Regions from separate parts of the Homo sapiens genome. Here region 2 is linked to region 1. A link is an interaction called in ENCODE POLR2A ChIA-PET data of the cell type or tissue named here. Cell type or tissue: Panc1. All regions are shown on one strand. Links, peaks and the distances in the headings refer to the core of each region. The heading gives the core; the rest is flanking DNA.

The links. Peaks named below come from ENCODE experiments on the same cell type or tissue, not always from the same donor. Only the 100,000 strongest peaks of a DNase experiment are listed, where the experiment ranks them.
Region 2: POLR2A ChIA-PET joins it to region 1 with 10 read pairs; 3 of 35 experiments call an interaction of 5 or more read pairs at or near these places.

The regions. Positions count from the first base shown.
Region 1 is chr19:14,546,208-14,562,098 of GRCh38, reverse strand. All of the region lies in intron 1 of TECR (trans-2,3-enoyl-CoA reductase), which reads right to left. It also overlaps a transcript of DNAJB1 not described here. Among named protein-coding and RNA genes, the nearest start is that of NDUFB7, 18 kb to the left of the region's middle. RefSeq lists a silencer at 5,238-5,337 and enhancers at 4,703-5,583, 5,584-6,465, 9,919-10,418. In Panc1, for the core only: CTCF peaks have their summits at 5,062 and 5,262 (motif pointing left); a DNase peak (open chromatin) is centred at 5,283; H3K4me3 peaks cover 771 bases; H3K27ac peaks cover 4,614 bases.
Region 2 is chr19:14,601,789-14,615,626 of GRCh38, reverse strand. CLEC17A (C-type lectin domain containing 17A) reads right to left here. Exons shown (of 14, transcript NM_001204118.2): 13 at 8,525-8,634; 14 at 3,592-5,563. The coding sequence ends at 5,431. It also overlaps a transcript of ADGRE3 not described here. Among named protein-coding and RNA genes, the nearest start is that of SNORA104, 14 kb to the left of the region's middle. RefSeq lists a silencer at 1,352-1,401 and an enhancer at 11,493-11,742. In Panc1, for the core only: no CTCF peak of the experiment used is centred there; no DNase peak of the experiment used is centred there.

The sequences.
Region 1 (15,891 bases), core at 877-8,876:
TCTCCCCGGGGAGCCAGGCTGCCCTGAAAGCAGCTTTTGAGTGGTCACCTCAAAACCCTCAACGGCACCAGCACAGGGAAAGCCCCAGGGGCAGGCATGACAACACCTCCCAGCCCCCGCCCTGCACAGAGCCAGTGGCTAGAGGAGAGTGAGAGGCCAGCGGGCCGTGCAGGCCCCAGCCCGCAGCTCAGGCCTAGGGAGTTCACTGGGCTTGGAGAAATCCCAGCTATTTTGAGAATCCGCGAGACAGATCATCCATTTCCCCTTCTGAGCTGTAAGAGACACTTTGGATTATTTTCCTTGTGCATTTGTGTTACCAGGGAGGTGACAGATTCTGGAGTTATGGGTGCAGAGAGCCTCTCTCGAAGTGTGGAAAGGATCGGGGTGTGTGGAAGTTTTAGGCAACCGCCTCCAGCTTGGGCTGATGAGGTCTCCCCAACCTTCCTCCCCACCCACTTCTCACCTTATAGCCACCTGTGGGGCAGGCTTTCCACTGAGTCAGCCCAAACACTGCACCCTCACCCAGGACCTGCGCCCCACTAAAGCCCGGCGCTTCCTGCGTCCAAGAGCCAGGCCTGTGCCAGCCCCTGAGGTAGGAGTCTGGCCCAGCCCTCCCTGAGCCCCCAGGCCAGTGATGAACGATGGGGGTGCAGAGGGGCAGGGCTGGAGGGAGGCAGCCCCCGGGGATCTGACCCACCCTATGCAGGGGTCAGTGCAATCCTATTATACAGGGGTCGTGGCAAGCAGGCAGGCCTGATCCCAAGTCAGCCACCAGCCAGCAATTCTTGGGGGACCCTTCCTACCCACAGAAACCCAGCGGGGGCCCCCAGAGGCTGCCTGAGGAAAAGGAGCAGGACACAATGCTCAGAAACAAACCTCTGGGCTGGGGCCATCCCAGGGCAGGCCCACCCACCCAGAGCCCAGGGAGACCGGGCCACGGCAGCTAGGGCCCATCCTGAAGATGAGGGCACCACGGTCAAGCCAGAGAAGCTGGGTACCCCTCCTGCACATTCCCAACGACAGCGGGAGACAAGGGGGCTTGGTGGCCTGCACTCGGGAACCGTAACCAGCCCTGCCTTGTAGTCCCTGGGGGACCCCAGGCATGTCACCTCTCTCTAGGCCTCAGAAGGGGGCAGGTAGGAAGCAGACTACCTCCCAGGACTGTGACGGTCCCCTGAGACAATGCATGGGGTACACTAGGTGACCCCTGACAGATGGGAGGCACCCCATGGGATAGGAGGCATTGTTGCCCGTGGGTTTGGTTCAGATCCCCACTCCCCTGCTGGCCTGGCAGTCACCACAGCATGGGGGCCTATTTCCCCAGCCATGACACACTCGCCCCCACTTCCTGGACAGGAGGGTGGGAATGGGCCCAGCAGCCAGGAAATCCTGGCCCACGGGGCCTCCTGAGTCCCTGCTGTCAACTCCAGGCACTGCCTGGCCTTGTGGCCTCTAGGGGAAGGTTACTGAACTCCTCCAAGCCACAGCGATAACAAGGCCAAAGAGCTGGCACATGGAGGGGCCAGAAAAAAAGAGCTCGGTCACACCACGCAGGACGTTGGGCCCCACCAAGGGGATATGTAGGATAGGGACAGAGGACACGGGGCGGGATCCACGGGAAAGGGTTAGCACAGCAGGGCCCTGGGCGGGCACGGGGCCTGCCCTGTGGCTGCAGGTATATTAATAGTTCCTGGGCCCCAGGCAGGCAGTGCCCACATGCTTCCAAGCCCGTGTGGCCTGTAGGAAGGCAGCCTAGCGTCCACAGGGAGAGAAGGCCTCCGAGTTCCTGCTGAACCACTCAACAGCTTAAAATACAACCAGCCCCTCTCCCTGTCCAGCCAGCTGCTAGTGGGAGGGGTGAAATCGTACCCTGCTCCCCCCAACCTGGGCACCAAACCAGGGCCCAAGAGGGAGAGTACGGCCATCGGGGTCCCGGCTAGCTGCTGGGAGAGGACGCCGGGCTGCGGCAGGAGGGGGTAGCGAGAGAGGGGCCACGCTCACAGCTGCAGCAGTGGTGCCCAGGCCAGCCTGAGGCCCAAGGAGAGGAGACGCCCAAACCTGCAAGGAGGTAAGCCCGGGCTGCAAGGCAGCACCTAGGGGCCCCTACAGACAAGAAATGCCCAAGGCTAGGGCCACCTGGGCAGGATGAGTCCTCAGTGGGACGGCCGTCCGTCTCCCATTTCCTGCCCCAAATCCCCAGCTCGTCGGCCATCTCCTCCTAGAGAGAGGACTGAAAGGCTCTGGGGGGAGCAGGAGACCTCTCCATACTATTCTTGCAATTCCCTGTGTCTCTATAATTTTTTTTTTTTTTTGAGACAGAGTCTCACTCTGTCGCCCAGGTTGGAGTGCAGCAGTGCGATCTTGACTCACTGCAACCTCCGCCCCCCAGGTTCAAACGATTCTCCTGCCTCAGCCTCCAGAGTAGCTGGGATTACAGGCACACACCACCACATCCAGCTAATTTTTTGTATTTTAGGAGAGATGGGGTTTCACCATGTTGCCCAGGCTGGTCTCGAACTCCTGAGCTCAGGCAATCCACCACCTCGGCCTCCCAAAGTGCTAGGATTATAGGCGTGAGCCACCTGGCCCGGCCTATAATTATTTCTAAGTAAGAAAGTTAAATAAGATATTCCAGGTGGGGTAAAAGAAATAAGTTACGCTAGGAAACAAGCCAGACACAAAGGTCCCATATCTATGCAAAATACCCAGAGCAGACAGACAGAAAAGCAAATTGGAGGGGCCAGGGGCTGGGCGGGGGGAATGGGGAGTGGCTGCTGCTGGGTACCCGGTCTCCTTTCAGAGTGAGGAAAATGTTCTGGGACGAGACAGAGGTGGAGGCTGCACAATGATGCACGTGCACTCAATGCCACTGTTCACTTTTAAATGGTTAGTTTCATGTTACATGAATTTCACCTCAATAAATTATTGTTTAAAGGGGTGAGGGGTAACAAACAGGCCCCACATACCCATCAAAATAAAAACAGTCGGGTGGGAGGAGCAGGAGAGGTTCCCCACCCCTCAGAGGGAGGGCCTAATGTGAGACCTCATCGAGGGCTCCGCGCCCCACACCCCACTGCCACCCCAATCTCTGCTCTGTGCCTGCCACACACACACACGCCTGCCCAGGCCTGAGGCCAACAGGGGGCAGGGGCTCCCAGGGGAAGCCCAGGGCTGCAGAGGGTACAGGCAGCTGCTGAACAGAGCCCCAGGCAGGGGATCCTGAGCACAGACGGGGAGGTGGCAGGCTCTGGCCCCATCTCCAGGAGAAGCGGTGAGGCAGGGAGGACAGACAGGACCTTCTGAGGAAGCCCACGGAGCCACTCGGAGGGGCTGGGAGGGGCTGAGATGCTCTGGGTGGATGAAGGGATACCTGTGGGAGGGGGGCTACTGGTGTCAGCGAGGTCCCAGCACTGGCCACGGGCAAGGGGTGAGACCACATAGCCTCAGGCACGACGGGCAGGGAGAGGGCAGGAACGGGCAGACAGGCAGGCACTCTGGCCTGGGGCACAGGCTGGTGGCTCTGCCGGCCTGTGGCTCTGTGATGACAGTTCCACTAGCCTGAGAGGAATTCTCACCAGGAGGCCCAAGATTCCCGGGGCCCAGCCAACAGCAACTCGTCGCAGCACGAGGTCAGGGCAGAGCCAAGAGCCAGGACACACGGTGCGGCGTGAAGCGCACCCTGCAAGAGGGAGCAGGGGCGAGGTTTGTGCCTCCCAAGCCCAGAGGGGAGTGCCGCAAGCAACAGAGCCCGTCTTCACTGTCTTTGTGGTCATGAAGATATTACTAATGGGGGCAGGAGGAGTGAAAAGGGGGGCTCTCGTTGTCTAAGCACTTGTCACAGCTCCTGGGAACCCGCCCGCCTGGTGGGTGAACAACCCAGAGAAGCAGACCTGCCCATTTCCTGGCTGTGTGGCCCTGGGCAAGTTACCCAACCTCTCTGAACTTCCATCTACTCATGGCAAAGTGGGCTGTCCCCAGCTGCCATCTGACAGGGTTACCGTAATCATCCCCAGTTTAGGATAAATCTTATTAAGGATAAATATAGGCCGGGCGTGGTGGCTCACGCCTGTAATGCCAGCACTTTGGGAGGCCGAGGCGGGCGAATCACGAGGTCAGGAGATCGAGACCATCCTGGCTAACACGGTGAAACCCCATCTCTACTAAAAATACAAAAAATTAGCCGGGTGCGGTGGTGGGTGCCTGTAGTCCCAGCTACTCGGGAGGCTGAGGCAGGAGAATGGCGCGAACCCGGGAGGCAGAGCTTGCAGTGAACCGAGATCGCGCCACTGCACTCCAGCCTGGGCGACAGAGCAAGACTCCATCTCAAAAAAAAAGAATAAATATGATGACCGGGCACGGTGGCTCATGCCTGTAATCCTAGCACTTTGGGAGGCCAAGGTGGGCGGGTTACCTGAGGTCAGGAGTTCAAGACCAGCCTGGACAACATGGCGAAACCCCGTCTCTACCAAAGATACAAAAATTAGCCAGGCGTGGTGGTGCATGCCTGTAATCCCAGCTACTCAGGAGGCTGTGGCAGGAGAATTGCTTGAACCCAGGAGGAGGAGGTTGCAGTGAGCTGATATCGCACCACTGCACTCCAGCCTGGGAGACAGAGCAAGACTCCATCTCAAAATTTAAAAAAAGAATAAATATGATTAGGCGGGGCACTATGGCTCACACCTGTAATCCCAGCACTTTGGGAGGCCGAAGCAGGCAGATCACCTGAGGCCAGGAGTTCGAGACCAGCCTGCCCAACATGGTGAAACCCCGTCTCTAATAAAAATACAAAAATTAGCCAGGCATGGTGGTGTGTGCCTGTAATCCCAGCTACTCAGGAGGTTGAGTCAGGAGAATTGCTTGAACTCAGGACGGTGGAGGTTGCAGTGAGCTGAGTTTATGCCATTGCACTCCAGCCTGGGCGACACAGCAAGACCCTGTCTCAAAATAAATAAATAAATAAATAAATAAATAAATAAATAAATAAGATTAGACCAACACTAGCAGAACAGCCATGCCAGGTGCACAAGGGGGCCAAACCCTGGCAGGATCCACAGGCCCCTTCTCCTGGGACGCTGACCATGCTCTTGAAGGGGCCCATCCACAGGAAGCCAGGGCCAGAGAGCTGGTGCACTGATGCCTCGCCCAGCTGGTCACAGTGAACCCAAACCCTAACAATAGCGAGATACTTTCGGTGCAGAGGCCGAGCTGACCCGTCACCACCGGGATGACTGGCTGCAAGCGGCGGAGGCTGCGACGCTCCCCACTGCCCCCTTGTGGCCGCACAGACTTACTCCCGCCTGCTGGAAGGGCACCCGCAGCAGCCGGCTCAGGAACAGTCCCAAAGCCGATGTCAGGGACGGAGACAGCTCTGGTGCAGAATGGGACCTTAACCCTGGCCCTGCCACCAGCCAAGAGAGCTCAGGGAGCCTGCATTCATTTATCCATTCATTCATTCCTGACTCCCTCCTTCCCATACCCCAGGCACTGTTCCAGTTCCTGGGATATGGCAGTGAAAAAAACCAAGCCAGCCTCTGGGGTTCATGGGACCTGAATTCTAGCCTGTGCGTGCTGGGCAAGCAGGGGGTGGGGGCAGATAGCCATAGCATGTTTTGTCACCAAGAGTTGTGAACAAAACTAGAAGGTTGTGGGGGAGGTCACAATGTGGTTTTTTTTGTTTTTGTTTTTTTTTTGAGAGAGTCTCGCTGTCGCCCAGGCTGGAATGCAGTGGCGCGATCTCGGCTCACTGCAACCTCCAAGAGGATGGCCATTTGAGAGTGGTCAGAGAAGCCCTTTCTGAGAAAGTGGCGTGTGAACAAAGGCCAGTAGACAGTGGGGGAACCAGTGCAGTCCAGGCAGAGGGAACAGTAAGTGCCAAGGCCCTGAGGCTGGACCATACCTAGCGTGGCTGAGCAGGAAGGAGTCCTGTGTGGCCTGAGCAGAGTGAGTCAGGGAGAGAGTGGGAGGAGGTGAGGGCAGAAAGGTGATGTGGCGGTCTGTGCCACGGCTTTGTGGGCCACGGGGAGGACGTTAGCTTTTACTCTGAGTGAAGTGGCAGCCATAGAGGGTTCTTGAGCAGAGGAGGGATGAGACTTGGCTCAGGTTCAAGACTTGGCTTCCCCAGCTTTACCTGCTTGCCACTGCTGGGTGGAACAGACTGGAGGAGTGAGGGCAGAAGCTGGGAGCAAAGAGGGAGCTATAGAGAGGTGAAAAGTGGGCTGGGCGCAGTGGCTCACGCCTGGAATCCCAGCACTTTAGGAGGCTGAGACAGGATGATCACTTAAGCCCAGGAGTTCAAGACCAGCTTGGGCAAAATAGCAAGGCTCTGCCTCCACAAAAAGTATTTATAAAAATTAGCTGTGTCCACGCATGGTGACTCACACCTGTAATCCAAGCACTTTGGGAGGCTGAGGTGGGCAGATCACCTGAGGTCAGGAGTTCGAGACCAGCCTGGCCAACATGGTAAAACCCCGTGTAAAAACACAAAAATTAGCCAAGTGTGGTGGCACACACCTGTAATCCCAGCCACTTGGGAGGCTGAGGCACAAGAATCACTTAAACCCAGGAGATGGAGGTTGTGGTGAGCCAAGATTGCACCACTGCACTCCAGCCTGGGCAATAGAGTGAGGCTCTGTCTAAAAAAAAAAAAAAAAAAAAAAAAAAGAATAAATAAAAATACAAAAAAATTTGCTGGGCATGGCAGTGGGCACCTGTAATCCCAGCTACTCAGGAGGCTGAGGCAGGAGAATCGCTTGAACCCAGGAGGCAGAGGTTGCAGTGAGCCGAGATCACACCACTGCACTCCAGCCTGGGCCACAGAGCAAGACTCCATCTCAAAAAACAAAAATAAAAAATTAGCTGGGTGTGGTGACTCGCACCTATGGTCCTACCTACTCCTCAGGGGCTGTGACAGAAGGATCGCTTAAGCCTAGGAGTTCCAGGCTGCAGTGAGCCATGATTGATTACACTACGGCACCCCTGCCTGGGGGACAAAGCAAGACCCTGTCTCAAAAAAAAAAAAACAAGGCCAGGCGCAGTGGCTCACGCCTGTAATCCCAGCACTCTGGGAGGCGGACGTGGGCAGATCACAAGGTCAAGAGATCAAGACCAGCCAGGCTAACATGGTGAAACCCCATCTCTACTAAAAATACAAAAATTAGCTGGGCATGGTGGCACACGCCTGTAGTCCCAGCTACTCAGGAGGCTGAGGCAAGAGAATCGATTGAACCCAGGAGGCGGAGGTTGCAGTGAGCAGAGGTCAGGCCACTGCACTCCAACCTGGTGACAGAGTGAAACTCCATCTCAAAAAAAAAAAGCACAAGGCAGAGACAAGCAGTGAAATTCTGGACAGATGTGGAGGTGAAGAGTGGGTGTGGCCTGAGAGTGGAGTGGGTGTGGGGATGAGAGGTACAGGGAAGGAGGGAGGAGCAGGCACCACCTGAGCCAAGGCTGGAAGAGCTGAGCCTGCAATTCCTGCTCATCCCCTGGAGGCGCAGCCTGAAGGCCTGGCACACACAGCCATGCACAGAAGGCCTCTGGAGCTTCGGCTTCCCCAGCTTCACAAACAAGCCAAGACTGGTGCTTCCCAGTCCTCTCCCGGCTGTAAACAAGCAGGTTCAATGGCCTTGCTGGCGGCAGAGTCCACACCACAGGACCCAGCAAGGCACCTGCCTGCCCTCTCAGCCCCAGAAGAGGGGCAGACCCGGGCCAGAGCGGGAAGCTTGGATTCTGGGCCGGCCTCATCTCCCATGGCTTATGAACCTGAAACTTCTGTGTGTCCTAGGACGTGACCTGCCTAATGGTGATGAGTGAGAACAGCGACCAACAGTTATTTCACGTTCCCTGCCCGGGGCTGGAACTGCCACAGCTTCCCAGACATCTCTCCTGCAGCAGCCGGAGGGAGCAGGAGCCATTAGCTCCGTTTCACAGATGAAGAGGCCAAGATCTAAGCAGTAAATCCCAGAGCCCAGAAGACCACGCGTGCATGTTGAAAGCCAGGCCATACCCCACCACACATGGGCCTCCAGGGCCCCCTTGCAGAGCTGATGTGGTGCCGCACAGCCCACCTGTTGAGCTCAAAGCTCCGGCAGGCTCTCTCGGACCCCGCAGGGGACTGCACTTCCTGGTAGGAAGCATCTCCCGAGTCTGGGGCACAAGAGGCCTGGCTGGGGGTGCGAGCCCTGGTCAGTGCAACCAGGGCCCCAGGTAAAGACACAAAGGGCCTGACAGGTCCTGCAGCTGGCCAGCCAGGCACTCACCATCCCCGCGCCGGGCACAAGCGCTGCTGCACTCATCGCCTGAGCTCCCTGTCCAGCCAATGCCCAGCATAGAGGTCGGAGGCCTGGCCCGATCATGCCCAGAGCCACGCCGGCCACCTCGCCCCCATCACCTCGCCCCCATCACAAATGCAGAGACTCCGGCACATTCATCTGGACTCCGGCTCAGCGGCTCAGCCCTCTCGGCTCCCTTTCCTTCCCACTTCCAGAAATATCAAGTCAACCTGCTAATGCCAGGATGGCTGAGAAGACCTAGGGCTCAGCTGCCAGGAACCCTGCACAGGCCACACCTGCTCGGCCAGAAATACCACCTTCCCCAGTGGCCTCAGTGTATGACCTCGTTTCTCAGTGGCACCCGGGGGCGGCTGCACCAGCCTCCCCGAGGCGCCACAGTGGAAGCAGAATGTCACCCAGGGTGGGGAGGAAGGGCTGAGAGTGGCTGACCTCCCACTCCCAGGTCCCTGGACCGCTCTGCTCCTGTCTTCTACCTGTGCTGGCAAGACGAGAGGTGCCAGGGTCTCAATGCCAATGTCTCTGGGCTCTCGGATCCGAGGCCAGGGCCAGGTGCAGAGGCAGCGGTAGCCCGGGACCCGGAGAAGCTGGAGCTGCTGTTCCCATCCAGCAGAGCCCCGAGCGAGCAGGTAGCAATCCAGCCTTGGAAGATGGTCATCGGACGCACGAGCTCCTGGCTTGGGCGAGCAGCCACAGCCATTCATAGAGGATGAATATGGCACAAGACAAACACAGTGGGAAGTTGGAGAACCTGGGTCTCAGCCCTGGGCCTGCCCCCCATTCTCAGTGGTACCCACAGCCTACACCCATCCCTGCGGTTGTGCCCTCAGGGCCTCCGAGGAGCACTGGCCCACCCAGAGCGACGCTGATCTCGCCCGTTTCATTCAGACGTGACATCTATCAGATGCTCACCCTGTACCTAGGACTATGCTGAGACTGCCACCCAGGCCTCACCCAGGCCCTATAAGAAAAAGACTGGGCCGGGCGCAGTGGCTCACACCTGTAATCCCAGCACTTTGGGAGGCCGAGGCGGGTGGATCACGAGGTCAGGAGATCAAGACCATCCTGGCTAACACAGTGAAACCCCGTCTCTACTAAAAGTACAAAAAAAGTTAGCCGGGCATGGTGGCGGGTGCCTGTAGTCCCAGCTACTCGGGAGGCTGAGGCAGGAGAATGGCGTGAACCCGGGAGGCGGAGCTTGCAGTGAGCCAGAGATTGCGCCACTGCACTCCAGCCTGGGCGACAGAACGAGACTCCTCTCAAAAAAAAAGAAAAGAAAAGAAAAGAAAAAGACTGTGATGCCTGTTACGTGGCTTGGAAAACTGGGGCTTGGGAACGAGGAAGCCCTCGCCCAAGGTAAGTAGCCTGGAAGTGCCCATGTGAGTGTCCACCCAGCTTGCTCAGGCCCAAAGCTCCTACAATAAAATAATGCCTCCATCCTAGAGAGCAGGGCTATGTGCAACAGAGAAAGGAAAAGGCAGGCCGGGCACGGTGGCTCACGCCTATAATCCCAGCAGTTTGGGAGGCCAGACTGGGAGGATTGCTTGAGCCCGGGAGGTCAAGGCTGCAGTGACCTATCATTGCACCACTGCACTCCAGCCTGGGGGACAGAAGACACGCTATCTCAAAAAAAAAAAAAAAGAAAAAAGAAAGAAAGAAAGAAAGAAAAGAAAAAGGCCAGGCGCGGTGGCTCATGCCTGTAATCTCAGCACTTTGGGAGGCCAAGGTAGATGGACTGCTTGAGCCCAGGAGGTCAAGGCTGAGTTATGACTGCACCACTGACTGCACTCCAGCCTGGGCGACAGAGCGAGACTCCATCTCAAAAAAAAAAAAAGAGAGAAAGAGAGAGAGAGAGAGAGAGAGAGAGGGAGGGAGGGAGAGAGAGAGGGAGGGAGGGAGGGGGAGAGAGAGAGAGAGAAAGGAAAGAAAAAGAGGAAGAAAGGAAGAAATAAAGAAATAAGGGTAAAACCAAACAAAAGAAAAACAAAAACAAAAAAACAAAAAACCCACCACCCTGGATGCGATCCTCCAGCAGACACCAAGAACTGAGCCTCTCTGCCTGGCCTGAGGACCCAGCCCGCTGGCCTCTGCCCCACAGCCTCACACAGCCAGGCTGTACCAGAGCAAAAGGTCTATCAGCAACTCATACCACAGCGGGGCCCAGGCAGGGTTTACAGCTGTGGCAATGCCTCCTGCATGTTTTCCTGTCACTAGCTAAGACAGCCAATGGGCCTAGAAAAGCAGGGGCGCGTCCTCAATGCTGACTGAGAGGCACTGCCACAGGGGGCGGTGTCAGACCTGCCTTGCCTGTCTGCTTCTCCAACTAGTAAATGGGTGTGCCTGCAAGACCATCTAACACAGGGACTGCTTAGGAATTAGGGAATTCCTGCAGCCTGTGCAACATGTCAAAACTCCTTCTCTACACAAAATATAATAATTGGCCAGGTGCAGTGGCTCACGCCTGTAATCCCAGTACTCTGGGAGGCCGAGGTGGGTGGATCACCTGAGGTCAGGAGTTCGAGAGTAGCCTGGCCAACATGATGAAACCCTATCTCTACTAAAAATACAAAAAAATTAGCTGGGTGTGGTGGTGGGTGCCTGTAATCCCAGCTACTCAGGAGCCTGAGGCAGGAGAATCGTTATGAACCTGGGAGGTGGAGGTTGCAGTGAGCCGAGATCGCACCACTGCACTCCAGCCTGGGTGACAAAGCAAGACTCCATATCAAAAAAAGAAAAAAAAATAGTGTCTTTGCAGATATAATTAAGGATCTTAAGATGACATTATCCTGAATTTAAGGTGGACTTAATAAGAGAAAGGAGTGTCCTCATAAGTAAAAGGAGCGGCCGGGTGTGGTAGTTCATGCCTGTAATCCCAGTACTCTGGGAGGCCAAGGTGGGCAGATCATCTGAGGTCAGGAGTTCGACACCAGCCTGGCTAACATGGTGAAACCCTGTCTCTACAAAAATTAGCTGGGCATAGTGGTACGGGCCTGTAGTCCCAGCTACGGGGGAGGCTGAGACAGGAGAATCGCATGAACCCAGGAGGTGAAGGTTGCAGTGAGCTGAGATCACGCCACTATACTGCTGCATGTGCAACAGAGCAAGACTCCATCTAAAAAACAAACAAACCAAAAAACTGACACTCCTGGCCGCTGGGGCCAGCCCTCAAGGAGCTCCAGTGTAAAGGCCAAACACTCAACTCCCCAGGTCCCAGACCCCCAGGGGATGGTCCAGAACTGCATCCCTGCACCCACAGCTGGGTGGCAGTTGGGGACGACACCTGGGTCTCTCTCCAACTCAGGGCAGGAAGGCGCTGTCGGACCAGGAAGCTGGAAGGGGGCCAGAGGCTGAGCCCTGCAGATACAAACTGACTGGAGGAGCAGGAGGAGCTCATCCGGGCCAACCCCCGACTGCCCGAGTCCAGCAGACAGGTTAGTCCACCCCCATGAGCTCAGCTTGCCAAAGAGCCTAGACTGGGATCTACGTGGCAGGCTTTATACACGCGGCGGCAGCTAACACCACCCGCCCACTCACAACCAGCCAGGCACGGAGGCTCATCCTCAACACGAATCATCTCCTTTACAATGTATTCATCCTCTTTTGCAGGTAAGGAAACTGAGGCTCGTTTGTTCACTGACACATGCCAGGCCCTGTTAAGGACTGTGGGGTTCAGCTATAGAAGGAGAGACAAAAATCCCTGCTCGCATGGAACTCACATCTTGGCAAAGAAAGAGTGACAATGAAATAAATCGCTATATGTAATATGTTCAAAGGTGACGTGCGACATGGAAAGAAGAAAGAAAGGAAAGGGGACAGGGAGTGGCAGTTGAAGGGGGCAGGTGTATAGTTTATTTTTTTTATTTTTTTTTTTGAGACAGAGTCTCACTGTGTTGCCCAGGCTGGAGCGCAGTGGCACAATCTCGGCTCACTGCAACCTCCGCATGCCGAGTTCCAGTGATTCTCCTGCCTCAGCCTCCTGAGTAGCTGGGATTACGGGTGCATGCCACCATGCCCAGCTAATTTTTGTATTTTTAGTAGAGATGGGGTTTCACCATGTTGGTCAGGCTCGTCTCAAACTCCTGACCTCGTGATCTGCCCGCCTAAGCCTCCCTAAGTGCTGGGATTACAGGCGTGAGCCACTGCGCCTGGCCTACAGTATTTTATAAAGAGGCCAAAAGCTGAGTGCAGGTCAGGTACGCTGGCTCATGCCTGTAATCCCAGCACTTTGGGAGGCCAGGGCAGGAGGATCACTTGAGCCCAAGAGTTTGAGGCCAGGCTGGGCAACATAGTAAGACCCTTATCTCTACAAAAACTTTTAAAAACTTAGCCGGGTTAGGGGGCCAAGGAGGGCAGATCACAAGGTCTTCAAGACTAGGAGTTCAAGACTAGCCTGGCCAATATGGTGAAACCCCATCTCTATGACAAATACAAAAGTTAGCTGGGCATGGTGGCGCATGCCTGTAGTCCCAGCTCCTTGGGAGGCTGAGGCAGGAGAACTGCTTGAACCCGGGAGGCAGAGGTTGCAGTGAGCTGAGATCGCACCACTGCACCCCAGCCTGGCGACAGAGTGAGACTCCATCTCAAAAAAAAAAAAAAAAAAAAGTCCAATTAAAGGTTGTGGAAATAATTCTGTGAAGGTAATGATGGCTTAGACAAATGGGTCAGCAAACTACAGCCGATAGGGCAACTCTGGTCTACTGCCGGCTTTTGAACCGACTAAAAATGGCTTTAACTTTTGTTTTATCTTTTAAAAAATACATGACGTTTTTACCTTTTTAAGCGGATGGAAAAAAAAAATCAAAGAAACCTATTTCATGATATGTGAAAATTAAATTCAAATTTTGGTGTCCATAAATAGAGTTGTATTGAACACGCCATGCTCACTGGATGTCATCTGTGGCTGCCACAGTGGTATCACTGCTGCTGAGATGTCTGAGATGGTTGGATGCGGTGGCTCCCGCCTGTAATCACAGCACTTTGGGAGGCCAAAGTGAGCAGATCACTTGAAATCAGGAGTTTGAGACCAGCCTGGCCAACATGGTGAACCCGTCTCTACCAAAATACAAAAATTAGCCAGACGTGGTGATGCGTGCCTGTAATCCCAGCTACTTGGGAGGCTGAGACAGGAGAATTGCTTGAACCTGGGAAGCGGAGGTTGCAGTGAGTCGAGATCGCACCACCGCACTCCAGCCTGGGCGACAGTGCAAAACTCCGTCTCTAAAAGAAAAAAAAGAGACGACAGAGATGAGCAGTGCTGCAGAGACCCTTAGGCAAAGCCTAAGATCTTTGCTAGCTGGATTAAGTTTGCCAACCCCTGGCTTAGGCCTGGTAACGGCAGTGAGGCTGATGAGAAGTGGTTAAATTCTAGAATGCTGAGCTAAGGGATGTGCTGACATTTGGACATGAGGCATGAGAGAAAGAGCAGAGTCAAACAGCTTAGGGCCTGGGTAACAAACAGGCCGGAACTGCCACCAAGGGGGTGGGGAAATGCAGGTTCAAGAGGAAAAATCAGAAGCTCCATTTTGGACATGTAAAGTTTGAAATGCCCATTAGGCCCAGGCACAGTGGCTCACACCTGTAATCCCAGCACTTTGGGAGGCCGAGGGGGCGGATCATGAAGTCAGGAGATCGACACGATCCTGGCTAACACGGTGAAACCCCATCTCTACAAAAAATACAAAAAATTAGCTGGGCATGGTGGTGGGCGCCTGTAGTCCCAGCTACTTGGGAGGCTGAGGCAGAAGAATCGCTTGACCCAGGAGGCAGAGGTGGCAGTGAACTGAGATCACACCACTGCACTCCAGCCTGGGTGACAGAGCGAGACTCCGTCTCAAAAAAAAAAAAAAAAAAGAAATGCCCATTAAACACACACATGGTTGGGAGGCCAAGGCAGGAGGATCCCTCGAGGCCCAGAGTCCAAGACCCAAGACCCAAGACCAACCTGGGCAACATCGCAAGACCCCATTTCTACCAAAAAAAAACAAAAGTAGCCGGCTGTAGGTGGTATGCACCTGTAGTCCTAGCATAATCAGGAAGCTAAGGCAAGAGTATCACTTAAGCCCAGGAGGCCCAAGCTGCAGTGAACTATAATAGCACCATTGCACTCCAACCTGGGTGACAGAATGAGACCCTGACTCAAAAAAAAAAAAAAATATTAGGTACAGTGGCTCACACCTGTAATCCCAGAACTTTGGGAGGCCAAGGCAGGTGGATTACCTGAGGTCAGGAGTTTGAGACCATCCTAGCTAACATGGTGAAAACTCATCTCGACTGAAAATACAAAAAATTAGCCAGGTGTGGTGGCACATGCCTGTAGTCCCAGCTACTCTGGAGACTGAGGCACGAGAATCACTTGAACTTGGGAGGCAGAGGTTGCAGTGAGCAGAGTTCATGCCACTGCACTCCAGCCTGGGCAACAGACTGAGACTCTGTCTCAAAAAACATAAAATAAAATAAAATAAAATAAAATAGGCCAGGTACGGTGGCTCACGCCTGTAACTAATATTTTTACCCAAGCTTTAAGAGTTGCAAAAGATGTCATTTCTGGCCTACTGTCGGTATTAAAAATTTTACATAAACATTTACAGGACTCTGTTAAATCTATCTAGAGTCTAAATGCTTCAGTAATTTGAAACCTACCATTATCCCTTTAAAAAAAAATAAGAGGCTATGAATAAGCTCTTTAACATTGGCTCTCTTTTTGCTTTGACGTTGGTTTCTGTTTCCCTCCTTCATAGGATCTTATTATAATACATGTTTATGACTGAAGGTTAGCACTGATTACCCTATCATGTTGATCAAATTGAAATTTAATTTTTAGGCTGGGTGCAGTGGCTCATGCCTGTAATCCCAGCACTTTGGGAGGCCAAGGCGGGCAGATCAGATCACTTGAGGTCAGGAGTTTGAGACCAGCCTGGCCAACATAGTGAAACCCTGTTTCTACTAAAAATACTAAAGTTAGCTGGGCGTAGTGGTGTGCACCTGTAGTCCCAGCTACCTGGGAGGCTAAGGTGGGAGAATGGCTTGAACCCGCCCTCAGAGGTGGAGGTTGCAGCAAGCCAAGATCGCGACACGGCACTCCAGCCAGGGCAACAGAGCAAGACTCCGTCTTAAAAAAAGAAAAGAAAAAATAATGTTTAAGAAATATTTCAGTGACCAAAGGTTCTAAGCATAGAAAGAAAAATCCAGGCTAGACACGGTAGTGCATGCAGCCAGGCCAAGATAGTGAGAGCCCTGTTTCTGTAATAAATAAATAAAAAGAAAATTTCTGCAGGAGGTTGCTCACTACAACCTCTGCCTCCCGGGTTCAAGCAATTCTCCTGCCTCAGCCTCGCAAGTAGCCAGGATTACAGACACGTGCCACTGCACCTGGTTAATTTTTGTATTTTTAGTAGAAGAGGGGTTTCAGCATGTTGACCAGGCTGGTCTTGAACTCCTGACCTCAAGTGATCCGCCCACCTCAGCCTTCCAAAGTGCTGAAATTACAGGTGTGAGCCACTACACCTGGCCTAGGGTGGAGTTTTCTCAGAGCAAAAAAAAAAATCCCAAATCTAGAATTCCTTCTGAGTTAGATGCCCAAAAACTTTCAGTGTGATCTATGATCGGA
Region 2 (13,838 bases), core at 444-8,443, 54 kb before region 1:
CCACGCCCGGCTAATTTTTGTATTTTTTAGTAGAGATGGGGTTTCAACATGTTGCCCAGGCTGGTCTCGAACTCATGGCCTCAAGCGATCCACCTGCCTCGGCCTCCCAAAGTGCTGGGATTACAGGCGTGAGCCACCACACCTGGCCAGAGATGCTGTCTCTCTAAAAAAAATTTTTTTTAATTTTAAAAATTAACCAAAAATGTGTTAGTTGAGCAGGCTATCTCTCTAGGCAGGTGGAGCTTTACCCTAGTGGGGACTTTCAGGAGATAATGTGGAACATGCATCTCAGAGTCACCTCTCCCGAGGAACGAGGGAGCTGGGGTGGGAGATGGAAGTTGCAGTGAGCCAAGATCACACCACTGCACTCCAGCCTGGGCAACAGAGTGAGACTCCATCTCAAAAAAAAAAAAAAAAAAAAAAAGAAGGCAGCTGTAGAAAGAGATCAACAAACAGTGGGAGGCACAGATGGAATCTGAATCCCAGTTCTGCCATTTACCCACTAAATGACAATGGACAAGCCGTGAGACCCCACCTCTGGGCCTCAGTTTGCCCAGGTATAAAATGGGGTTGGTTAGCCAGGTGTAGTGGCACACACCTATAGCCACAGCTACTTGGGAGGCTGAGGTGGGAGGATCACTTGAGCCCAGGAGGTTGAGGCCACAATGAGCTGTGATTGCACCACTGCACTTCAGCCTGGGTGACAGAGTGAGACCCTGTCTTTAAAAAAAAAAAAAAATGGGGGCCGGGCACAGTGGCTCACACCTATAATCCCAGCACGCAGCACGTTGGGAGGCTAAGGCAGGCAGATCACTTGAAGCCAGGGGTTTGAGACCAGCCTGGCCAACATGGCAAAACCCCATCTCTAGTAAAAATACGAAAAAATTCACTGGGCATTACGGTGTACCTGTAATCCCAACTACTTGGGAGGCAGAGGCAGAAGAATGGCTTGAACCCAGGAGGCAAAGGTTGCAGTGAGCCGAGATCACACCACTGCACTCCAGCCTGGGAGACAGAGTGAGACTCTGCCCAAAAAAAAAAAAAGATTGGCGGGCGTTGGTAAATATTCCAACCTCACAAAGTCATGGTGAAGATTCAATGAGAGCCACTGCATTTATTTACCACACAATATATGTTTGATAAACCATGGTTATTATTTTTATCCAACTGTTGCTCCCCTGGACCTAAAGTGGTAAAAAGTGACCTCTTTCATATTTACCTCTCTGCAATTAGATAATCATGAGAGATGTGGAAGGGAGATAGGTTGGGACCAGTTCCACCAGGGGCCTCCTAGAGACGTGACCACAGACCCCTGCTTCCCCATTTCTCAATACGCATATCAGAAAACAACTTCCCTCTTCTGAAATGTGGGAACTTCCCCTGACCCCAGATAAAGTTGCTTGACATAACAGTCCCCTGGGTGGAGGGTTTACAACACGACACCCACCCACTCAGCAGGCTGCGGACAGTACAGGAGCTGGCTTTGGTAGTGATGCATCAGGGCAGCTGCAGAGGTGGGCAGAGGTGAGAAGAGAGGACAGACAGAACCAAAACTCAGTAGTGGGGTCGTGCCTGTGAAATGCCACTGCACTCCAGCCTGGGCCACGTCCTGAGAACCCATCTCTTAAAAATAAATAACGAGGCTGGGTGCAGTGGCTCACACCTGTAATCCCAGCACTTTGAGAGGCCAAGGCGGGTGGATCACTTGAGGTCAGGAGTTCGAGACCAGCCTGGCCAAAGTGGCGAAATGCCGTCTCTACTAATAATACAAAAATTAGCCGGATGTGGTGGCGCACACCTGTAATCCCAGCTACTCAGGAGGCTGAGGCACAAGAATCGCTTGTACCCAGGAGGAGGAGGTTGCAGTGAGCCGAGATCATGCCACTGTACTCCAGCCTGGGTGACAGAGTGACACTCCATCTCAAAAAAAATTTTTTTAATAACGAAATAAAAGAACAAGTAGATTTAAAACAAATCAAAGAAACAGGAAGTGAAATCAGCTCCGACCTCTCCCACCACCTGCTCTCCTCACAGTCTCCTTGCTATAAGCACCTGTTCTCAGACAAAACAGGAAAGATTCTGCTATTGATTAAGGGAGCTTATTGATCAATAAATTGATCGCAATCCTTGTATTTTAGGAGGCTGAAGCAGGAGGATTGTTTGAGACCAGGAGTTTAAGCCCAGTCTGGGCAACAAAGCAAGACCCCTGTCTATACAAAAAAAAAAAAAAATTAAAATTAGCTGGGTGTGGTGGGGGCACACCTGTAGTTCTAGTTATACAGGAGTCTGAGGACGGAGGATTTCTTGAGCTCAGGTGTTTGAGGCTTCAGTGAGCTATGATTACAACACTGCACTCCAGCCTGGGCGACAGAGTGAGACCTTGTCTCAAAAAATAAAATAAGGCCAGGCATGGTGGCTCACGCCTGTAATCTTAGCACTTTAGGGGGCTGAGGTGGGCGGATCACTTGAGGTCAGGAGTTCGAGACCAGCCTGGCCAACATGGCAAAGCCCTGTCTCTACTAAAAATACAAAAATTAGCCAGGCATGGTGGCACGTGCCTGAAATCCCAGCTATTCAGGAGGCTGAGGCAGAAGAACCAGTTAAACCTGGAAAGCAGAGGTTGCAGTGAGCCGAGATCACGCCGCTGCACTCCAGCCTGGGCAACAGAGCAAGACTCTGTCACAAAAAAAAAAAAAATAAATTGATTGGTTTGGAGAATGTCTACCCACCCTTGGATGCAATTCAGGGATTGTCCAAAGGGAATACTATGTTGAGTTATGCCTAGCTGGGAGTAGTACCAGCCCTCTAATTGGTATTTTTTGGTTGTCACATGGCCAGGGCAGGAGGGTCGGGTGGGGGTCACTCTGGCAGTTTGTGAATGTTATGGGCCAAATTGTGCCACCCCTCCCAAATGCATATGTTTAAATTCTAATTCCCAGGACCTCCTAATATGGCTGTATTTGGAGACAGGATCTTTAAAGTGGTCGTTGTAGGCCCAGCACAGTGGCTCATGCCTGTAATCCCAGCACTTTGGGGGACCAAGGTGGGCAGATTGCTTGAGCCTAGGAGTTCAAAACCAGTCTGGGCAACATGGTGAAACCCCGTTGCTACAAAAAATACAAGAATTAACCAGGCACGGTGGTGCACACCTGTAATCCCAGCTACTCAGGAGGCTGAGGCGGGAGGATGCTTAAGCCTGGGAGGTGGAAGTTGCAGTGAGCTGAGATCACACCACTGCACTCCAGCCTGAGTGACAGAGCGAGACCCTGTCTCAAAAACAAAAGAAGAGGAGGAGGAGATTAGGACCCAGACACACAGAAGGAGAACCAGGTGAAGACACAGGGAGAAGAGGATCATCTACAAGCCAAGACAGGAGGCCTCAGAAGAAATTAACCCTGCCAACACCTTGATCTTGGACATCCAGCCTCCGGAACTGTGAGAAAATGCATTCTGTTGCTGAAGCCACCCAGTCCTTTGTTATGGCAGCCCCAGCAAACTAACACACAGTAGACAAGGAACACCCAACATAGTGGCATTTTGAGAAGCACTAACATTGCAAGAGCTAATAGCCCAGGAAAGTCCACACAGAAGTAAAGTGAATTTTTATTTTTATTTATTTATTTGAGATGGAGTCTTGCTCTGTCACCCAGGCTGGAGTGCAGTGGCACAATCTCGGCTCACTGCAACCTCCGCCTCCTGGGTTCAAGCAATTCTCGTGCCTTAGTCTCCTGAGTAGCTGGGATTACAGGCACATGCCACCACGCCCAGCTAATTTTTTTGTATTTTTAGTAGAGATAGGATTTTACCATGTTGGCCAGGCTGGTCTCGAAATCCTGACCCCAGGTGATCAGCCCACCTCAGTCTCCCAGAGTGCTGGGATTACAGGCGTGAGCCACTGTGCCTGGCAAGTAAAGTGAATTATATCATCAAAGACGTTACAACCCACAGATAGCTCAAGGGCACGTGCTGGCAGATAGGTCCATCGTTGTCCTGTGTGGATATGACCAGGTTATGGCCTGCCTGGCCACACTATGTAGGGGTCTTGCTTTTCAGCTGGTATGCCTTTCTAGAAGTTCCATGGGCCAGCCAGGTGTGAGGGTGAACGCCTGTAGTCCCAGCTACTTGGGAGGCTGAGGCAGGAGGATCACTCGAGCCCAGGAGGCAGAGGGTGCAGTAAGCTATGATTGTGCCACTGCACTCCAGCCTGGGTAGTAGAATGAAACCCTATCTCAAAAAAAAAAAAAAAAAAAAAAAAGGATAGAAGTTCCACGGGCCAAGTCTTCTGGCAAAAGTCTGATTCTGCCACTTAGCTTGTGCAAACCTCACCCAAGACATTGAGAAAGTTGCTGGTCAAAAATAATTTTGATGGTTTCTGGGTTATTTGTGCTGTTTGAGACCAGGAAGGAAGCAGTGTCTGGAGAGGACGACATGGGGTGAATATAGAAGCTCTCCTGTCTTCTCCGCTGATGTTCTGTATTTTTAGGTTTGTAATTTGCAATGATGTGGGGACTACATGAGACCAGCCCACTTAATGTATTTCTGTGCGAGGCAGATCTAGAGGTCTAGCTCAAAGGGAAATTTTTCTGTCACCACTTTCAAAGCTTTTGTTTGGAAAAAAAAAAAAAAGGAAAAGATGGGGAAAGTAAAAATAAAAATAAAAATATCGGCCAGGTACGGTGACACATGCCTGTAATCCCAGCACTTTGGGAGGCCATCACGGAAGGATTGCTTGACCCCAGGAGTTTGAGACCAGCCTCGGCAACAGAGTGAGACCTCATCTCTATAAAAATAATAATAATAATTTTGAGCCAGGCACAGTGGCTCACACCTGTAATCCTCACAATTTGGGAAGCCCAAGTAGGAGGATCCATTGAGGCAAGGAGTTTGAGACTGGCCTGGGCAACATAGTGAGACTCCCTCTCTTTAAATGCTACAAAAAATTGGCCAGGCATGGTGGTGCGCATGTGTAGTCCCAGCTACTCAGGAGGCTGAGATGGGAGGATCACCTGAGCCCAGAAGTTTGAGGCTGCAGGAAAAGGAGCCCAGTCCCAGCTCTTTGTGGTTCACAGGCGCCAGGATATTTCATCCCAGGTTCAACACCAGCCCCAGGGTCCTCAGGGCTAGTATCACTTCCCAAGAGTCATGATCAGGAACTTAGTGAAGATCCTTTCAACCCCAGAAGTGGGAGACCTCCCACCACCAAGCTCTGAGCATCCTCCCAGCTCACCATCTACTAGGGCAAGCCCAAGTCCTCACTCTAGAAACAGCCTGACTTGCACCCCTGGGAACTTGCTGCATCCAGGGTGCCAATCCTGTTTGAGGCACATCTGTGTGTCCACTCACGAAGAGGCAAGGCCGTCCACGAAAGGGCAGGAGATTCTCATCTCAAAGAGACACTCAGATATGGACCCCCAGCCTCGGCCCTGGGCTTCAACAGGAACATTTCCGCTCACAAATCCAATACGTAGTTTTGTAGCAAGAGAGATCATTCCAGGTGCCACCTTTGTTCATGGTAGCACAGTCCTCATCGTGGATGTTATTGGGTTCCTCTGGCTCCCAGAAGCTGGATGGAGGAAAAAGTGGGCAGAGGGACAGGGATCTTTAGGGTGGTGAAACTCTTCTGTATAATACTGTAATGATGAATACCTGGCACTACGCATTTGGCAAAACCCATATTAGGCCGTGTGTGGAGCCTTACACCTGTAAGCCGGGCACAGTGAGCCACCGTGCCTGGCCCTTAATCAATTTCTGGTTTTGGGGGGTTTTTTGTTTTGTTTTGTTTTGTTTTGGAGACAGAGTCTCACTCTGTCGCTGAGGCTGGAGTGCAGTGGCGTGATCTCGGCTCACTGCAACCTCTGTCTCCTGGGTTCAAGCAATTCTCCTGCCTCAGCCTCCCAAGTAGCTGGGATTACAGGTGTCCACCACCACACCCGGCTAGTTTTTATATTTTTAGTAGAGACGGGGTTTCACCATGTTGGCCAGGCTGGTCTTGAACTCCTGACCTCAAGTGATCCGCCCGCCTCAGCCTCCCAAAGTGCTAGGATTACAGGCACGAGCCACCGTGCCTGGCCCCTTAATCAATTTCTGAATCTGGTCAGTTTCTGTCTTGTCTTCCAAGGACTCTTTCTTTTACAACCTCCCAACCCAACCTTCTAGGAATTGTTTAGATCATGTGGGCTCTTGCTTAAAGCAGGGCCTGATTCAGGGACTCGAGTGTGTAGGATTTATTAAAGGATGTTCTTAGGAGAGAGGTGAGGGAAGCTAGATGGAGAAGGGGAAGGAATTGAGCAGGAGCATGGACTCAGATGACTCTAGCCTCAGCCTGACCCCAACAGAGACCACTGGGATGTCAACAGCACCAGAGTCATCCCAACTTGTCACAAGGGGTCCAGGCTTCTCTTAGGCTGTCACCGGTTGTGAGCTGACCCCAGTGGAGTTGGGTAGTGTCTTAGGTGAGCAGGCTCCCATTCAGCTGAGAATAGCTTTGCGGAAAAAGCATTCCTGTGAGCCTTTAGCAGCCAATGTTCCGCCAGGTGCGGTGGCACACACCTGTAATCCCAGCACTTTGGGAGGCCAAGACGGGTAGATCACCTGAGGTCAGGATTTCGAGACCAGCCTGGCCAACATGTTGAAACCCCGTCTCTACTAAAACTACAAAAATTAACCAAGCATGGTGGCGGGCGCCTGTAATCCCAGCTACTTGGGAGACTAAGGCAGGAGAATCGCTTGAATCCAGGAGGCAGAAGTTGCAGTGAGCCAAGATTGTGCCACTGCACTACAGCTCGGGCCACAGAGTGAGACTCCGTCTCAAAAAAAAAAAAAAAAATTAGCCAGGCATGGTGGTGCGCACCTGTAATCCCAGCTACTCAATAGTCTGAGGTGGGAGAATCACTTGAGCCTGGGAGGCAGAGGTTGCATTGGGTCAAGACTGCACCACTGCACTTCAGCCTGGGCAACAGAGTGAGACTCTGTCTCAAAAAAAAAAAAAAAAAAAAAAATTCTTCCTCATCCTTCCACCCTCCCTTTTTTCTCCCAACCATTAGCCTGGAGAGCTTGATATATTTCAGCAGTTTTACGAAAAGACTGAGATGTTGCAATGGAGGAAATATTGAAGGTTCAGGGTCCAGACAGCCTGTCACCAAAAAATCACCCTGGTGCTGTCCCTGTCTGGCCAAGCCTGGGATGCTAGACACCCTATCAGCTTGGACTGCAAGGATGCCAAGCACACAGGGAAATGGGAATGACTGGGGGTGGTGTACCAAAATAATGAGCAATGCTACCTGTGCCACACACCCTGCAATCAGGGTCTCTAGGCCCCTTCTTTGCCAATGACAAATCCTTTAGTTGTTAGGTGATGTGGAAGTCCAAGGGGCAGCAGAAGGATTCTCAGGAGATTTAAGGCAATGGCAATTTACCAAACAGGACAGGAATTTTTCTGTGTTTAAAATTAGTAGAGGCCAGGTGTGGTGGCTCAAGCCTGTCATCCCAGCACTTTGGGAGGCTAAGGCGGGTGGATCGCTTGAGCTCAGAAGTTCAAAACCAGCCTGGGCAACACACTAAAACCCCATCTCTACTAAAAATACAAAAAATTAGCCAGGCATGGTGGTGTGTGACTGTGGTCCCAGGTACTCGGGAGGCTGAGGCAGGAGGATTACCAGAGCCTGGGAGGTTGAGGCTGCAGTGAGCCGAGATTGCACCACTGCACTCCAGCCTGGGTGACAGGGCGAGACTGTCTCAAAAAACTAAAATAAGGTTGGGCGCAGTGGCTCACCCCTGTAATCCCAACACTTTGGGAGGCCAAGGTGGGCAGATCACCTGAGGTCAGGAGTTCAAGACCAGCCTGGCCAACATGGTGAAACCCCATCTCTACAAAATTACAAAAATTAGCCAGGCACGACGGCGGGTGTCTGTAATCCCAGCTACTTGGGAGACTAAGGTGGAAGAATCAACCTCTACCTGGGAGACAGAGATTACAGTGAGCTGAGATCGCACCATTGCACTCCAGCCTGAGCGACAGCGAGACTCCGTCTCAAAGAATAAATAAATAAATAAATAAATAAATAAATAAATAAATAATAAAATAAAATAAAACAAGTAGAGCTGTACCAGTAAAAACCAGCTCCTGGCCGGGCGCGGTGGCTCACGCCTGTAATCCCAGCACTTTGGGAGGCCAAGGCGGGCAGATCACGAGGTCAGGAGATCAAGACCATCCTGGCTAACACGGTGAAACCCCGTCTCTACTAAAAATACAAAAAATTAGCCGGGCATGGTGATGGGCACCTGTAGTCCCAGCCACTCGGGAGGCTGAGGCAGAGAATACCTTGAACCTGGGAGGCGGAGCTTGCAGTGAGCTGAGATTGCGCCACTGCACTCCAGCCTGGGCGACAGAGCAAGACTCTGTCTCAAAAAAAAAAAAAGAAACAGCTCCTGACTCCTTCAACCATGTACTCCATCACCTTCTCCCCTCCCCATGGTCAGGGCCCACAGAGGAAGCAGAGAGACCCCAGGAAACCCAAGCACTTGCCTTAATGTCACAGGAGACCCATCCAGCCACCTCCAGTCCCCTTCCTGGGCCCTGTCATTCAGCCCCAGCCAGTACACCCGTGGAGAGCCATGGGCCTTGGCCACAAAATTCTGCAAATAAAAATTCCATTCAGCCAGCCATTCCTCTACATGACCCTCAGGGTGAGGACCTGCCCTGTGCCCTGTCCTACATATTTAGGGCTTGGGAACGTCACCTCCCACAACCCGTCCCCGTCCCCATGGTATGCAGAACAGGATCAATGTCTTCCTCCCACTGTAGCATGTGTGGTGGGAATAATCGTGCTACTTTTTCTCATGCAATCTGCGAACTGCTCCGTGCCTCAGTTTCCTCACCTGTAAAATGGGTTCACAGTAGCTACCTCCTGGTAGTGTTGTGAGGATTAACTTTTTTTTTTTTTTTTTTGAGAGGGAGTCTCGCTCTGTCACCCAGGCTGGAGTGCTGTGGTGCGATCTCAGCTCACTGCAGCTTCCACCTCCTGGGTTCAAGCGATTCTCCCGCCTCAACCTCCCGAGTAGCTGGGATTATAGCTACCCGCCACCACGCCCGGCTAATTTTTGTATTTTTTAGTAGAAACGGGCTTTCGCCATGTTGACCAGCCTGATCTCAAACTTCTGACCTCAGTTGATTCACCTGCCTCAGCCTCCCAAAGTGCTGGAATTACAGGCATGAGCTACCACATCCAGCCTAATTTTTTTTTTTTTTTTTTTGAGACAGGGTCTCACTCTGTCAACCAGACTGGAGTGCAGTGGTGTGATCATGGCTCACTGCATGTCCCAAAGGTCACTGTAAGTCTCCCAAAGATCTAGGATTACAGGCATGAGCCACTGTGCAGAGCCTCATACTGTGGACGTCTTAGTAGGTAGCATTATAACATTTAAGTGACATTTTTAGCAATAGTAACTGATTTTTTTTGGTTTCTCTTGCACTTTTGTGCTACTCGGTAGCCTTAATCTGCATCCAAACAACATAAGAATTCATTGTTCCAGGAAAAGAAGGAAGGAAGATGAAAAGTAGGTTTCCTAGCTTTGGTATTTCAAAAGCCCAGGCTTTTGACACGCTGCCTCATATCTGTAATCCCACCACTTTAGCCAAGGAGGGAGGATCGCTTGAGACTAGGAGTTCGAGATTAGTCTGGGCAACATACTGAGACCCCATATCTACAAAAATTTTTAAAAATTAGCCAGACGTGGTGGTGCGTGTCTATAGTCCCAGCTACTCAGGAGGCTGAGGTGGGAGGATCCCTTAAGCCCAGGAGTTCAAGGCTGCAGTGAGCTATGAATGCACCACTGCACTCCAGCCTGGGCAGCAGAGCAAGCCTCTGTCCCGGAAAAAAGTCAAAATCCCAGGTCTTTGGAAGAAAAGAAAGGACTTATGACAGAGATAAAAGATAGGGAAGAAAATATAGTTAGAAGCAACTCCTCTCCAAACAAATTGATGGTGAAAGAAATTAGACTGGTGGTTGCAAGTAGGGGGCAGGGAGGGATTAACTAGAAAAAGGATATGAAAAAACTTTCTAGGGTGGTGGAAAGATTATAAATATTGGTTAGTTTGACAGTTACACAGGTGTACGCATTTGTCAAAGTTCACTGAACATACATCAAAGATCTGTGCATTTTACTATATGCAAATCACATCTAACTCACCCAACTTACCACCAAACCAAGATTCCTTAAAATGTGGGGAGGTGGCCGGGCGCGGTGGCTCATGCCTGTAATCCCAGCACTTTGGGAGGCCAACACAGGTGGATCACCTGAGGTCAGGAGTTCGAGACCAGCTTGGCCAACGTGGCAAAACCCCATCTCTACTAAAAATACAAAAATTAGCCAGGCGTGGTGTCATGCCTGTATTCCCAGCTACTCGGGAGGCTGAGAGAGGAGAATTGCTTGAAACCAGGAGGTGGAGGTTGCAGTGAGCTGAGATCGCGACAGTGCACTCCAGCCTGGGCAACAAAAAGCGAAATCCCGTCTCAAAAAAAAAAATGTGGGGAGGTCAAAGTGCTGGGATTACAGGCGTGAGCCACCATGCCCAGCCCATTTTAGACTTTTTGACTGCCAGGTGATCTCAGTTAGCTAATGAGTTTAGAAAAAGTTATGATTTTGTAGTTATTCTGGCTATTGTTGCTGTTTGGGTGTGAGTAACACTCGCCCCAGCTTTCCACATCCTGGAATTCTTTGTGTTTTAAGAATTTTTTACTATAATCTATTTCATGTGTTCTACTATAGGCAATGCCAATTGATGTTTGCTTTTATTTATTTGCAGTTTTGATTTCTTCTTTAATCCAAAGTTATCTGGTGACTTTAAAAAAAAAATTTTTTTTTTGAGTCAGAGTCTTGCTTTGTCTCCCAGACTGGAATGCAGTGGTGTGATCCCAGCTCACTGCACCCTCCGCCTCGCAGGTTCAAGCGATTTTCCTGCCTCAGCCTCCTGAGTAGCTGGGATTACAGCCACGCGCCACCATGCCCAGCTCATTTTTGTATTTTTAGTAGAAACAGGGTTTCACCATGTTGGCCAGGCTGGTCTCAAACTCCTGACCTCAGGTGATCTGCCCACCTCGGCCTCGCAAAGTGCTGGGATTACAGTCGAGCCACTGCAGCCGGCCGACTTTAAACATTCTTAAGGTGATTGAAATTTTTGTAAAAGAAAATATTTCTGTCGTTATAGCATTGTGGTCAAAGAATGTGGGTAATAAAATTTCTGCTTTGATGGAAAAAAAAATGTGGGGAGGTAAAGTCACCATGGGAAGGAAATAATAAATGTGTAGACATGGCAGGCCCCAGAGAGAAGAATCTGGTATCTCATTTCCGGTGAGCTTTTCAGGTGATGGTAAAAACCCCAGATGGGTTTGGAGACTCTAAAAAGCAGAAGGGACCTGGGGACTATTTCCTGGGTAAAGCCCCAGGGAGGTGTCAGAAAATCAGAGAGCGGAAAGGTCTTCCTGTCCCATCAGACTAGATGGAGGCTTAGAAGGCCTCACAGTGTCTTAGACCCCAGAATGGGATAGGAGGAGCAGAAAGATCTCTTGTGCCCAAGAACAGCAGGAAAAGACCTCCAGGCCCAAAAGGCTTTGCTGATGGAAGAGTGGGATGCCTCAGGGGCAGCCTAGATGGCCCAAAGTCTGAGCCCCAGAAAACCAGAAGACTCTTTAACATTTAGAGAGTCCTTGCTATTTCTAGGCACCAAAATCAGAGCAGTTTAAGAAGAGGGAACTCATATGTCTTGGTCATCACTGGATCCCCAATATGTAGAATAGTCTCCAGCACATAGTAGGTGCTCAGGAAATGTTGGTTGAATTAATGAATTAAGAAGTGAGCTATGGGTTAGGGCACGGTGGCTCACTCCTGTAATCCCGGCACTTCGGGAGGTCAAGGGGAGCAGATCACTTGAGATCATTAGCTAGAGAGCAGCCTGGCCAACATGATGATACCCTAACTCTACTAAAAAAAAAAATACAAAACTTAGCTGGGAGTGGTGGCACGTGACTATAGTCCCAGTTACTTGGGAGGCTAAATCAGGAGGATTGCCTGAACCTGGGAGATGGAGGCTGCAGTGAGCCAAGATCATGCCACTGCACTCCAGCCTGGGCAACAGAGCAAGATCCCATCTCAAAAAAAAAGTGAGCTATACTACTTTGCACAGATTGTCTCATTGGATCCTTATCATGACTCACTGAAGCAAGTATTATCATTATGCCCATTTTGTAGATGAGAAAACTGAGGCACAGAGGGGTTAAGTAACCTTCCCAGGATCATTCAGTCTGTAGATGTCCCAGTAGATACCAGTTTGGAGTAAAGACAGCAAAGACCCGATGTGTGCTCCCTTCCACCTTGACCCCACAAAAGCTGTCCCCATTTAGAAGTAAAATGGGAGAACCCAATTGACTGAGAGTAAATGTACACCATTCTAGCAGAATGAGAACTCAAGAGAGAAACTAAAATGAGTAATTTAAAGGAAATGTAGTTGTATTTCTTGTGAAACTGAGTTAGGGAATATGATTTGCACCTGCCTCATTTACATTACCTAATTTAACTCCTTCAAAAGCCCTGTTTTGGCCAGCCACGGTGGCTTATGCCTGTAATCCCAGTACTTTGGGAGGCCAAGGCAGGTGGATCACCTGAGGTCAGGAGTTCGAGACCAATCTGGCCAACATGGAGAAACCCCATCTCTACCAAAAGTACAAAATTAGCCAGGCATGGTGGTGGGCGCCTGTAATCCCAGCTACTCGGGAGGTTGAGGCGGGAGAATCACTTGAACTCGGGAGGCAGAGGTTGCAGTGAGCCAAGATCATGCTGCTGCACTCCAGCCTGGGCAACACAGCAAGACTCCATCTCAAAAAAAAAAAACTGTTTAACTACTCATACAAATAATGCTATGAAACAGAGGGATAAAAAACAGAAGGGACACGACATACAGGAAAATAATAAGATGATAGACCTAAATCCAACCCAATCAGTAATTATATTAAATGTAAACGGTCTAAAAATACCAATTAGGCTGGGTACAGTGGCTCATGCCTGTAATCCCAGCACTTTGGGAGGTGAAGGCGGCAGATCACTTGAGGTCAGGAGTTCCAGACCAGCCTGGGCAACATAGCAAAACCTCATCTCTACAAAAAATGTTAAAAATTATCCAGGCATGGTGGCACACACCTGTTGTCCCAGCTACTTGGTGGGGAGCTGAGGTGGGATAATCACTTGAGCCCAGGAGGCCAAGGCTGCCATGAGCTGAGGCTGCGCCACTGCACTCCAGCCTGGGTGACAAAGTGAGACCCTGTCTCCAAAAATACATAAATAAGTAAATGAAAACACCAATTAAAAGCCAGAGATTATCAGATCAGATTTTAAAAATCCAAACCCAACTATATACTGTCTGGGAAAAAAAAAACATTTTAAATATAATGACATAAATAAATTAAAAATAAAATGAATAGAAAACATAGAGCCTAGGCAACATAGCAAGACCCTGTCTCTACAAAAGTAAAAATAATTTGCTGGGCCAGGCGCGGTGGCTCATGCCTGTAATCCCAGCACTTTGGGAGGCCGAGGCAGGCAGATCACCAGGTCAGGAGATCGAGACCATCCTGGCTAACACAGTGAAACCCCGTCTCTACTAAAAATACAAAAAATTAGCTGGGTGTGGTGGCGGGCGCCTGTAGTCCCAGCTACTCGGGAGGCTGAAGTGGGAAAATGGCGTGAACCCGGGAGTCAGAGCTTGCAGTGAGCCGAGATCGCGCCACTGCACTCCAGCCTGGGTGACAGAGCGAGACTCCATCTCAAAAAGTAATAATAATAATAAT